Linked DNA regions of Homo sapiens: region 1 is linked to region 2. The links are chromatin contacts, found by Hi-C or POLR2A ChIA-PET in ENCODE. All regions are on one chromosome and are shown on one strand. Each heading gives the region's core, a stretch centred on a gene start or an enhancer-like site at or near the end of the contact. The rest is flanking DNA. Distances are from core to core; before and after follow the strand shown.

Region 1 (6,616 bases), core at 155-2,654, 4.9 Mb after region 2:
GGGTAGTAGGGCACTCAGGTTGGAGAGAAGCCAGAGATTAAACCAACTCTGGGCTGGGACCTGTCCTTTCTGATAATGGGTACAGTGCGGGGGCCCCAAAGGAGCTGGGAGGTGCTGTCTGCAGGCACCACCTTCCTTTCAGCTCTGACTTATTCACCTGCAAGTCAGCTTCATCATTTCCTGGGGTCTGGGTGTGGAAAGGTCAGGGCACTTGGGAATGGGGCTGGGTACAAAGGCAGGGATAAAGGGTACTTGGAGAGGAGTGGCCAAGAGGTCATGATGGGGGAGGCGTGTGGATAATTATACACCCAGACTCATGAAATGCTAGGTGAAGGGACCCCAAGACGAGCAGATAAGAGAATGAGAGCGCTGGGGGAGGAGGAGGAAGGGCAGGGAACACAATGCATAGTGCCAGGTGTGTCAGCCTAAGGGTTTCAGGTTGGGAGAAGGAAGAGCTAGGAGGCTGGCGGGGCAGATAGGGATGGAGGCCCTATGTTCCAGGCAGAAGGGCTCAGGATGGAGGAAAGGAGCCCAGCTACACAAAGACCTCTGCTCCCTTCACCTAGAGGTGATGGTTTGGGGGAAGTAAGCCGTCCCTCGGCCGTCCCGACCCCAGCCACCCGCCCACCCAGAGGGGAGAACTGAATCACAGCTGGAAAGTCCATTTGCGAGGAGAGGAGGAGCTGACTTTTGTCTTGGAGGGGTGGTGGTGGTGGTGGGAGGAAGCCGGGAAACCACCCCCTCCCGTCCCCTCCGCCGGATGGCGGGGACAAAGGGGGAACGACCAAGCCAGCGATTGGGGAGTGATGGGGGGTCGCCACGCCAAGCCCAAGCCGGTGGGGCCCGGGGTGAGAGGAGGTGCCGGAGCTTCCACCGCCCCCACCCGCGAGACACACACCTCCCTCTTCCCGCTCCGTCCCTTACCGGAGCAACTTTCTTTCAAGCGGCCTAAAGCACTCGGTCCCGCCGGCTTGGAGGCGACCAAGCCCAGGTCCGCTCCGCTCCCTCCCGGGATCCCAGCACCGTCGCGTCTGCCGCTCCCCCCACCCCTACCCACTCGCTCGCAGTCCCCACCCACCCCGTCCCGCCGCTCGCCGATCCACCGCTCCGCCCGATTTTGGCGCCCAGAAAGCAGGCGGGGAGACAGGAGATGCACCGCGGGTGCCGGGGTTCGGGGAGCACCCGAGGACCGCGGCGAAAGGAGAGGGGTTTCCGAGCCCACCTTGCTCGCCAGCTCTCTGCTCCGGTCGATCCGCGCCCGCGTGAGGGATTCGATCCGAGACATAATCGGACGGGGGGACCAGGGAGGACGCGGCGCGGACCCCGGCGTCCTGTATTGTTGGGGGAAGGCGGGGGGAGGGGTTCGGCCCGCACGCGTTGGTCTCGGGGACAGGAAGTCTGACTCCCCTCGCCCGGCACCCAGCACCAGTTCCTCAAACCCGAGTCTCCTCCCCCGCCCAAGCTCAGGAAGGGGGTAGGCGGAGCGGAGGGAGGGCGGGGTGCCCGCGCGCAGGACGGGACGCCAGGGTTTGTGTGGGGGCAGCTCGGAGAGGTACGAGGGTCCTAGGACAGGTTTGAGAGGCCCCTCTGCCTATTTCCCCTCCAGCGCCTGGGGGCGCCCTCTAGCCCCAGAGACCCGCCTCTTAGCTCTTCTTTTCCTAAAACCCAGCCCCGCAGCCCTCGCCGGACCCAGGTTGGCCCTTTCCCCTCTGCCCTCCCCTTCTTCCCTTCTCCCCTCGCCCTCCCTTTTTCCCTCCCCTACTGCGTTACCTCAGTCTTTAAAGACCCGCAGGCAGGAGAATTCCATCCGCCCCCAGCTCTTAGAAAACCCAGGACCAGTTCCTTCCTGGCCTTCGGGGTCCCATCAAAGCAGGCCTGAGCAGACTGACCCCTTTTACGATTGGGGGCAGGGGTGGCCAGAGGGAGAGGAAATCAAAGGAGAACTAAACGCTGGATCTTCAGTACACGGGAAGGGTAGGATTCACTCCCAGAGGTCGAAGAACAGAGAGGAGAGAATTCTCCCACATGCCCCACCCTTCTGGGGCCTTCCTGACCCCACTCTGCCCTCCTCCTAGCTCCGCCTCTGCCAGCTACTTTGGGGGACTAGGTTGGGATTCTCCACTTTTACCGAAGGCCTTCCATGTGTCTAACTGCAGTTCTCTCTGTTGCAAGTTAAGCCGGAACTGAAAGACCAGAAACCAGCCTGCCCTAGTCAAAGAAAGTTAGGGCCCAACCAGCCTCTCCCCAAGAAGCAGGGTAAGGTGGGGCATTCATCTCTCTGGACCCTTTTCCCCAGCCTGAGCCAGCCTTTGGGTGAGTTTCCTGCTATTGGGAAAATTCCTCCTCCAGTCTAACTATGATCACTTACAGTGAAGTTCATTTCTGCCTCTCAGGGTCTCCCATTTCTCTGGAGAAACCAGAAGCACAGAGAGGCCTGGGACAGAGCCTTCGGTTAGCAGGGTCCTGCCTGATTCTGGCCCCAAAGGGCGTGGGAGAAGAAGGGAGGGAGGGGAGACCCAACCCAGATCCAGCAGTTCTCTGCCCTGGCTCAGCAGTGGGGCCAGGCTGCAGGTTTCAAGCCCAACTCAGCACTCTTGTAGGTGCCAATTTTAGCCTCTGCCACTATTTTTGGGCTCCACTACCTCACCACTGGCTGAGCTGGTTGGGCTCCTCACCCCCAGCACTACCCCCACACTGCCCCTCCGGCTTCCCCTCCTTCCTAGCAACTCCTTCACCTCCTTCTTCACCCATTCCCCTGTTTAGAATCCTTAAATAGCAAAGACCAGGAAAAAGGAAGAGGAAATAAACCGTGCCCAGTTCAGGCTGGATGGACATTAGAAAGCAGGAAGGACTTCCCCAGGGCCACAGCTTGTTCTTCCTGGCTTGCACCTGCCAAGTATACCTACGGGGAGGGTGTAGGAACTCCCCCAAACCAAGAGGCCTGAGGCTCCTGGCCCCAGAACTCCAGACTCACCTCCCCTGAGGTGGGCAGCCAAGACTCAGGAATGTACTAAATTTAAAAACAGACAGCCAGAGGCTAGAATCTTGGCCTCAAGGTTCCACCCACTGGAGGCCCAGAGACAAGATCTGGGGTGGGACCTCAGCTTCTCTCCCAGGCCTGGGGCAGGAGGGTGCTGCAAGCTATGGATAGAATCTTAAAGGGCCACACTCCAGCCTGGGTACCCAGGAAACATAGAATTTGAACCCTGGGGTTTTTCAAGCGACCTCATGGTCCCTCAACTCAACTAAGAAGGTCTCTATGAAAGAAGAGGACCCGACCCTCCAACTCTTTTCTGTCTCCCACCCCAACCTTCAGTCTACTTTCCATCCCACCTGCTGTTACCCTACCCCTCACCCTATGCCCTCTTCTTCCCCTTAGGAGATGAATAACAAGGAAAGGGACTAGGGACAGGGAAAAGAAAAGTGTTCTGCCTTTAAAAACACCTGTGTTTAGTGAGCTTGGCCTGCAGCTTGACTCAGTTTCCGTTTTCTATATCCTCTTGAACAATGAACACTTTTCCCTTCTCCTTGGTGTCACCTGCCCCCCTTTTCCAAGACCCTTCTTCATTCCAGCGCCCCCTCTACTCCTATCCAGTGATATCTTCCAGATTTTCAGAAATAATTTTTTAGATACACAGAAACAAACATTTCTACCAGGATCTAAAAATAGCCATCACCTTCTTTAGCCCATTTAACTTGACGAAATGTGTCCCTCCCATTTCAGGGGTAGGGAGGAGGTCCCAGGGAAGAACCTGGTTGCCAAAGTCTCGGCCAGTTGGAGAAGAGATGGGTCTCCCGAGGATACCCAAGCCCAAGCTCTACACTGTCCCAAGGTGGTTTGTTTTTCTTCTTTCTTCTATTGGTCTGGACCTTGTATATTCTGGGAGGAGGTGATTAAGGCCAAATTGCCTTAAGTGGCCATCCAGCCAGAAGCTGGAAGAAGGGAAGGATGAGAGGGAATGAACTGTTGTGTTACGGCTATTGAGAGAAACAGTGGCAATACACAGCCAAAGCCCTGAGTTTCTAATACGGCGCCACCTCTTATGAGCTGTGAGATCTTGGGCAAAGTAACTAACCTTTAAGTATTTGTCTGTAGAATTGAGATTGAAATACTTATCTTTGCCAGAATTGTTATAAGAATTAAATGAGTTGAAAGTGTTTCATCAAGTGTGCAATGCTACTCAAGTAGGAGGGACTAAGCTACTTCCTTCTCTCACTGCTTGACTGAGCTTCTCTCCAGCCCCACCCCCTGATGTTTACTGCTTATGGAGAAAGAGATTAAGTGAAGCAGGCCCACACATTCATGAAGGTGGAAGGAAGATGTAGCAGGAGATGGTGGAGAGGGAAACAGAGGAAGACAGGATGACAGACGTGGGGAGGAAAGGCTGAGCGAGGCAATGTCCTGACTCACTCTGGCGCTTCCCTCTTTCCCATCTGGGCTCCAGAGTCTCTGCCCTCATTCCCCTTCACCAGGTTGCTCAACCCTCCATCAGACTGTTAGGTCAAGGGTGGACAAACAGACCAACCGGGATCTGGATGGCCCCTGGGCAGTACTGACTTCCCCTACCATTCCCATGGCAAGAAAAGGGAGTGATTCCACTAGCAGACTCCCCTACCCTGCAGTGAGACAGCCTGTAGGAAGGTGAGACTCAGACCCCAAGGTTTCTGCTTTTGCTTTGTTCCTTCGAGATCTCCATTCCCCCATGGGAGAGAAACCTCTCTGTCCCACCTGCCCTCCCCTCCCATCAGCTTTCAGATTCTCCAGCTGCTCCTCTTCTGAGACTCACCCAGTCTCATGCCTCCATTAGCCTCAACTCCCGACCCATGGCCTGTGGTGAGAGGTGCTAACAACATGACCTGCTTTCATCTTGACCTTCCCAGCCCACCCAGAGAAAAGGGAATCTTGGCTAAAAAAAGGCTGGAAGAGGGGAGAACCCTGGCACTGCGGGTGGGGCTGGGAGGAGCCCAGGCAACCTTACTGGTGAGAATCTCATGGCTCTTCAAGGTGAATATGATGATGATTTCCCTGGGGTTTCTTTCAATACTCAGAAGCCGCCCCGAGTTGGAAAGCACATGCATACTTGGGGAGGCCAGGGGAGGAAAAGGGGGGCGGCTCACTCTGACAGTAAATGAAGAAAGTGGAAACAAATTCAAGGAGCAGGCAGAGCTCCCGGTTTCACCAGAGCCCAACGGTTGGTAATAAGGATGAGAACAATGTGCCTTCACTTCCTGGGATCAGAACAGCACATGGCCGCACATGTACGGGTATGCATGTGCTTCCATAATCATATACTTTCCCAGCTTCTACTCTGCCTGTGGTCTAATTTCAACTCCTTCAGCTGCTGTACCCACCCATAAAATTATGAGTGTAAAAGCACTTTGCAAACCCTGATACTCTATGAAGAAGTAAAAAGTAGTGCTGTAATTATTATCATTATTATGTCCAATGGTTGAGGTTTCCGCTGCCCACCTGTCAGCTATGTGAGGCCTAAAGAGAGGGAGGGCTAGGCCATTCCTCAGCTTCTGAGGTTCCTGGCCCTTTTCCCCTTCCATCTGTCCACAGCTGACTGCTAAGCTGGATGCGTAGGGGAAAGCAGAGAAAAGGTGATTTACTGGGACACAGAGACACAGGCTGGAAGAGATAGCATGTGTTTCCTTAAAATTTGAAGCATTTGGCTGGGCACAGTGGCTCACACCTGTAATCCCTGCACTTTGGGAGGTAAAGGCAAGAGGATTTCCTGGGCCCAAGAGTTAGAGGCTGCAGTGAGCTATGATTGTGCCATTGTACTCCAGCCTGGGAGACAGAAACCCCCTCTCTTAAAAAAATAAAAAAATAAAAAATGGAACCATTGCTCTGAGTTTCTAATAGGGGGAGTGGTGGGAGGTGGCGATGGTGGGATGGGAGAAAGGGAACTGGAGAGGGCAGTGGGTCCCAAGCCTCCTGCTTCCCCAGCTGACTCCTACCTTGGCCTTTCCGGTCATGCCCGAGAGGAAGCTGAAGGTCTGTCGCAGGGAGGAGCCTACCCGGGTACCTGAATGTCCTTCCAGCTGGCTGCAGCTGCATAGAGAAAAAGAAGACATGAGGAGATGGAGGTAATGCTGGAAATGAAGAAAAAGATAACTTCCTGAGAGATGGTGGATGAAGGTGCCATGACCAGCAGAGCCAGAATGGGAAGGAAGAAAGAGGAAGGATTGGGAGAGAAAGATAAGCCCCCATCCTGACCTCCTAGGACTTCCTGGATGTGGGCATTTCAGTTTCCCAGGCCCCTCTATTTAGGAAGAAAACTCCAGGCTCCACCCAGATAAATACAGACTCCTCCTTCCTACCTAATCCAGGCTCAGGATGGGAGGCCCAGCCTCCTCATGCTGCTCCCCAACGGAAGTGGTATGGGGCGGAGGCTCTCCCGGGGGGCATTTTCTCCTCTCAGAACAAGAGCCCTGTGTACGACCCTCTCTGCTGTTTGGAGAAGGCCTCTGGGCCTAAAGCCAATAAGGACTGAATTTCCTGGGATTTCATCAGCCCCATCCCATGAGCTAATCCCAAACCCAGAGCCAGGAGGATGTGTCAGCTAGAGATTTTCAGGACCACAAAGCAGAGCCTGATATCTTAAAGGGA
Region 2 (6,273 bases), core at 551-3,050:
GAGGCTGGGCTTTCTCTTCTCTTCTCACCACTGGAAGGGAGGAGTAACCAGAAGGAGCGGAAGCTAAAACACGCTGTCCAGAGAGGGGAGCTGTGGTCAGTGGGACGTCAGTGAGTCAGTCATAGGGTTTGTCCTGATGGTGGTGGTGGCAGGTGGTAAGGGTTGGGGAAAAATGAAGAATTAGAGGAAACCCCCAACACCAGCAGGCAGGCTGTACTGTGACTGGACTCTCCCTCAACATCCCCCACTCTGCTCAAAGCTGAGGGACAGAGGTGGATAGTGCTGGGAGGGAAGAGAAGAGAGGGGGAGGAGAAGGAGAGAGGGAAAGGGGCAGTGGAGAGAACAAGGCCATTTCTGTTTCTTTTCCAGGGACCTGACCAGAGCTGGGTGGAGGGAAAGCGTGTGTGTGGGACTTGGCATGAAATGACCAATGATGACGAGAAGTGACCAGGAAATTCCATTCCCTAGGACATTAGGGTCTCTGAAACTTGAGGGTGGGGTCAGAGTGTGAAGAAGACAGGTCAGGGTGAATGTGATGGTAGCGCAGGGCAGTGGGGGATGGGAACAAAGCCAGAAAAGGAAGTAAGAGCCACTGGCGGCCACTCTTCTTTAAAGCAGCCAGAAGAGAGTGGGTTGAGGAAAAATGAAGTCCTGAGCTGGTCAGCCCAGGCGGAAGAGCCACCCGAATCCAACCCCACAGTGAATAGGGAAGGGGCTGAGAAAACAACAGGAGGGATGAGGATTAGACCTCATAAGGCCACGTCCTGAGAGCCAAGTGGTGCTCAGAACTCGACCTCTCTGAGTTCCAAATGGCAAGAGTGAAATATGGAACCGGGAAAGCCACCCCCCGCCCCCACCAAGATCATACTAGGACTTGAGGGTCTCAGAGCTGTTGGGAGGTGAGCAGAAGGGATGGGAAAGAGGTGCCAGGGAGGAAGGATGTACAGGCTAGTTCTCTGGTCCTGTTCGGGCCCCAAACCGGTTCTCCCGGTCCCACCGCCTCTGGCCCTAAGGCCTCCAACCCGCGGCCTGACAAGCCCTCACATGAAGCAGCTGGAGAGAAAGAAAGAATCGAGAGAATGGCATGGGCAATTCTGGCTAGAAGCCCGGGGCAGCAGCTGGTCCCTGTGTGGAGACCCCGAGACATGGAGGGCTGCTGAGGGACTCTGGAGAAGCGGTGTGGACTCCATATTTCAGCCAAGTGACAGGCCCAACACCAACCTTCCCTTCCCCAGGAAAGGTCTTCTGGGGGCTTAAGAGGAAAGAGGGCTAGGCCCTAAGCCTCCCCTCCCCAAATATATTCAATCACACAGATTCCGTATCTGTCTCCCCCCACTACACAACTCTACCTAGAAGTTCTCTGCTGTTCTCAACCCTTAACCGGACTGGGACCTCTCTGGGAATCTTTCGGACCCTCTCCCTCCCACCTCCCCCAACATTCCAGTTCCTTCTTTTCCTTCTACTCTTCAGCGGCCTCAGCCTGCGCACCCCAGGAGCGTGGATGACTACGGCCACCCCGGGCGCGCACCCCTTTCCCACCACCCCAGCATCTCTGCAGCCCAGGACACCCGCCTCCCCCACACCCCGCATCCGGTGTGTCTCCGCCTGGCCCGGCCGGCGCGGCAGGCGGGCCAGGGGACCAACTGCACGGCCTCACCTGCTCTTCTCCACCATCCAGACGTTCAGCTACAGCTGGTGGGGGTGAGGGACTCTGCTCCGTGGCCGCCAGTGTGGGCTTCCCGGGCTAGCTCTGCGGCGAGGTGGGGGAGCCGAGTACGAGCCGGCAGAGGTGGGGCCGGCTGAGGGCGGAAGCGGCGGCGACGCGATTACGAAACCCGTCCGGCTCGGAGCCCGGCGCACTGCTCCCCTCTGGACTGCGGAGGCACTGCACTGCGCGGGACGTGGGAGGGTGCCTCTGCAGCCCCTCAAGGCCGCCGCCCCTGCGGGGAGAACTGGAGAATGCGGACACCTAGATGAGGCCCTGGCACCCAAGCTGGGGCCCCCGGAATCTCACGTTCCCTTTACTCGCCAGGCATTTCGGGGCAAAACGAAGCGGAGCCCCCCAAACCCCCAGACCTAACCAAGTTCAGAGATTCGCAGAAGCACGCCCCCCACCCCAAATTTATTGTGCTCTACCCAAAATGGAATAGGACTAGGTTTATTTACCCATTGTGAGGGTAGAGAGGCGAGTCTGGAGGAGCAGGGATTGGGAGAAGGGGTGGAAAAATACTCTGATTCTTAAAAATACTTTGTAACCTAAAGTCCTTAAATTGTGGAAGAAAGGAATACTCCTCCTTTCCATTGTAGTCTAGAGTTAAGATTTCAAATCCATAAATTAGAGGACCTAAAATTAGAGGGCAATTAACTGCTCATTCATTGGGCCCCCAGTCAGCACGGGGGTGCTGGAAGAGATCGGGAATAATAGCGCAGACCAATGAGCCTAGGGAGATGCTTTCATCGTCTCTCCTTCCCTCAAGTGTTCTGGAACCTATCATTTGAATTAGCCGAGTCAGGCAGGAGGGGGCGGGGAATCCTTCCGCCCTTCTTAGGAGGGGCTGCATTGCAGGGGGAGAGTGAACTGACAGACTCAGTCACTGAAGAGGGAAAAGGAGTGAGAAGACAAAGCCGTCAAAGCCCCAACAGCTTTGTATTTCTCCAGCCCGGCGCAGACCCCGGAGCTCCCGAGGCACTCCCTCCATCTTTGGAACACGCCAGTAATTGATTGATAACAGGTAAACCAAACTGAGGGAGGGGGCAGGGGGCTGCAAAGATAGAAGAGCGGCTGCTTATGGTTAGATTGAAAGACCCCACATGAGGTGGGGGACAGCTGAAGAGGAGAGAAGGGGGCGCTATGAACAATGGGTAGTTATTTCTTCACAGCATCCATGCCTTGTTACCTTATACAGACCATTAATCTCTAACAATTTACTTGTAGTTATTTCTCAGCACCTACCTCATTTCAAGTATCCTTTTCTGTAATTTATTGTCCTGTGTATTTAATATCTTCAGTCTACTTATCTTCCTTTTCAAACCATAATTTGTTTTACCAGCTGTTTAATTTTTAGTCCTACTGTATCTCTCTGTCCTCTACTTCCCTATACTTGCAATTTTTTTCTGTAGTGTTCTATGTTTCTCTGTAGGAGGGAGTTTGGGAGGGGGTTATATGGGATAATGTTGGGTGTAATCCTGACCTTTCTTTGGATAATCTCTTTCATTCCACCTCGAATCTTTGCTCCAAAGAAAGAGGCAGCCTAGGGTAGGAAAGGTGGGGGCCTCTGTGTTGGAGAACTGCCTGATTCCATAGTGAAATCAGTATAGCCCACAGGAGCTAGGTATGGGGACAGATTCTGGAAAAGAATGATTTGCAGCTCAGTGGAATTGGTGGAGGAATGCTAGTAGGAAAATCCAAGCTCTGACTGAGGCACACATTATGAGATGTCAGAGAGGTTCTGCTCCCCTCTACCACCACCACCACCTTGTCCTTCCCCCTTCCCCATGGTGGCAGCATGACACAGCAAGGCCCTGTTGAGTAGGCCTTGGATGCCCACAAAGGGTCTGGACAAAGGATATTTGGGCGTGTCTGTGTGGCTCCGAGAGTGTATCTTTCTAATCTATACATTTGCTAATCATGTATCTCTAAGAACAGAGTGATAATTAGATATTGCCTTTGCCTAAAATACCCGGATAATTTAAAGTGAAGGATAGTGGGAAGCATTTATTGAACATATATTGTGGTACAAGGCACTGTCAAAACCCTTTAAGTAAATGATACCATTTAAGATAATGAAAGATGTAAAGATAGATGAAGTAGGGCTGGAGAGCATTTGTGGAGGGGAAGGGGAAGCTAGCCAAAAAAGGATCTTTTGCGAAATTTGGAGTATTTGATAATTAAATCCATACTATATTAAATCAAAAATGTCATTACTACTTACATTAGTGAATAGCATTTTAACTTCAATTTTCTGTGTAGTATTACTTTATGTTCTTGACTTGATTTTAATGCCACGTATGTTTGCATGCATGTCTTTCTTGAATGTATTTGGTACCCTGTGTACATGTCTCTGGGTCAATGACATAGAGATTTTAGGCCTTTTGAGTTAATATTTCATAAAATTTGCTTTAGCTTTTTAAATTGCAAGATAGCTCTACCAAACACTCAGGGACTGTTTGAGCAGTTTTTTATACATACTCTGGTTGTAAGAAAAGGAGTCAGTTTGTCGAAGAGCTTTTTTTTTTTTCTCAGATTCTAGCTTGCTCTACTGCCCTTTGCTTTTCCCCATTCAGATCACAATTACAGGAACAATCACCTAAACCACGGAAAATCTATTCTTCAGCAACTAAAAATTCTTTTAAGTTTTGGGAATACTGGTATAGGGTTATATAAAGCTGTTGGCAACTATCCATGTACAACACAAAAAGGGATCAGATTGGGAATTATGAGATCTGGATTCTATACAAACTGGCTGGAAGTCTTCCCAAGTCATTAATTTCTAAGATGTCTTCTAGTTTTAAAATTCTATGATTTTTTCCCCCCATGATTCTATTTTTTTTTTTTTTTTAAGATGGAGTCTCGCTCTGTTGCCCAGGCTGGAGTGCAGTGGTGCAATCTTGGCTCACTGCAACCTCCACCTCCCCAGTTCAAGCGATTCTCCTGCCTCAGCCTCCCGAGTAGCTGGGATTATAGGCGCCTGCCACCACACCTGGCTAATTTTTGTATTTTTAGTAAAGACGGGGTTTCACTATCTTGGCCAGGCTGGTCTCGAATTCCTGACCTTGTGATCCACCTGCCTCGGCCTCCCAAAGTGCTGAGATTACAGGCGTGTGCCACCGCGCCTGGCCCCATGATTCTATTTTTTAAAGAGCCTATAATGTGGCCTGCATTATACTAAGCTCATTCTGGAGAAGACTTGTCAGGTAGGATAGAGAAAAGAACCCAGCTAGCTGTGAAAATAACTGGTAACAGTAAGAATCCCTGTAGCCACAAGTCCATAACAGTATTGACTCCTAGGTATGCTTCTTAGAATCTCTATAGTCCCAGATTTAAGCAGTGGGTGGTTGGTTAATGGATACAACCATTTTTTGTAGCTCTCTTTCTGCACACGTCTCTGCAAAGTACTATGGAGATTATCAGAGTTGAGTATCATAGGATGATGACCTCACCTTTCCAACATGCTCCCCGACCCTGCTGCAATCCCGGCATCACCCTCCTTCTAAGCAGCTTCTCTGCTGAGTAATGCTCAGTTCCCAGGGTTTATTTTGGAACTTAAACTAAGAAAAAGAACAACTCAGAATTCACTTTCAACATTAAAAACATCCTAGCCTACCCACTCACCATTCCTGAAGCCCCCACACTCTCACACATCACTGTGTTCTAGATTAACACTTTCTTTTTCTGCCTTAGTACAGTCATTTCACATTATACTGGAGCATTTTGGAACCTATTTAAGGCCATTATTTAGGAGTCTCTGGCCTGGTGAGACCCAATAGGGTGTGTTGGAGAAAGGCCTTTTGAAACTTGGGGTTCTGTTTTTGGAGGTGATAGAATGTTCTTTCTGCTCCTTTGGGAACATTTCAACTAATGCTTCTTTTTTTAATTTTTATTTATTTATTATTATTATTATTGAGACGGAGTCTTGCTCTTTCGCCCAGGCTGGAGTGCAGTGGCGCTATCTCAGCTCACCGCAAGCTCCGCCTCCCAGGTTCGCGCCATTCTCCTGCCTCAGCCTCCCAAGTAGCTGGGACTACAGGCGCCCACCACCGCGCCCGGCTTAATATTTGTACTTTTAGTAGAGACGGGGTTTCACCGTGTTAGCCAGGATGGTCTCGATCTCCTGACCTCGTGATCCACCCGCCTCGGCCTCCCAAAGTGCTGGGATTACAGGCGTAAGCCACCACGCCCGACCACAACTAATGCTTCTTGACCCTTGGCTAGTAAGTAGCAGGGTGGAGGCTGTAGGCAGCTCTAATAGTCCTAAAATATCAGGCAGGGCTTGGGTAGAATGAGTAGAGAAAGTGATAGATCCATTAACGCATGGAAGAGTATCTGATTCTGTTAAAATACCTTCTTCCAATCTGAACTTTACTTTAAATCCAAATGGATTTCCAATCCATTTGCTCTCATTATCATCAGTATACTCGAGCACTGGGATCAGAGAAAAGAGATCCCTGTTACAGCATAGGAAAGTTATTTATTTATTTATTTATTATTACTTTTTTTGAGATGGAGTTTCGCTCTTGTTGCCCAGGCTGGAGTGCAATGGCGAGATCTCGGCT

The links. A loop is a pair of places that touch in the nucleus more often than their neighbours do. ChIA-PET counts read pairs that join two places held with the same protein, here RNA polymerase II (POLR2A). Pooled maps may share reads with other maps.
Region 1: a loop to region 2 is called in a pooled map, with 4 times the contacts of the local background. The contact joins the promoter of ARHGEF2 here to the promoter of CDC42SE1 in region 2. A Hi-C loop is called at or near these places in 3 of 50 pooled maps. POLR2A ChIA-PET finds 5 or more read pairs at or near these places in 2 of 52 experiments (CD4-positive, alpha-beta T cell and naive thymus-derived CD4-positive, alpha-beta T cell).

What each region holds. Positions count from the first base shown.
Region 1 is chr1:155,977,143-155,983,758 of GRCh38, forward strand. ARHGEF2 (Rho/Rac guanine nucleotide exchange factor 2) reads right to left here and starts at 1,405. Exons shown (of 22, transcript NM_001162383.2): 1 at 1,223-1,405. The coding sequence starts at 1,285. It overlaps ARHGEF2-AS2 (ARHGEF2 antisense RNA 2), which reads left to right and starts at 1,497. Exons shown (of 3, transcript NR_183460.1): 1 at 1,497-1,552; 2 at 2,178-2,313; 3 at 3,725-5,846. RefSeq lists silencers at 1,400-1,559, 1,620-1,669 and enhancers at 2,010-2,079, 2,541-3,162, 2,550-2,599, 4,764-4,823, 6,286-6,616.
Region 2 is chr1:151,057,822-151,064,094 of GRCh38, forward strand. CDC42SE1 (CDC42 small effector 1) reads right to left here and starts at 1,801. Exons shown (of 5, transcript NM_020239.4): 1 at 1,658-1,801. It overlaps MLLT11 (MLLT11 transcription factor 7 cofactor), which reads left to right and starts at 2,576. Exons shown (of 2, transcript NM_006818.4): 1 at 2,576-2,732. RefSeq lists silencers at 139-198, 209-258 and an enhancer at 2,122-2,713.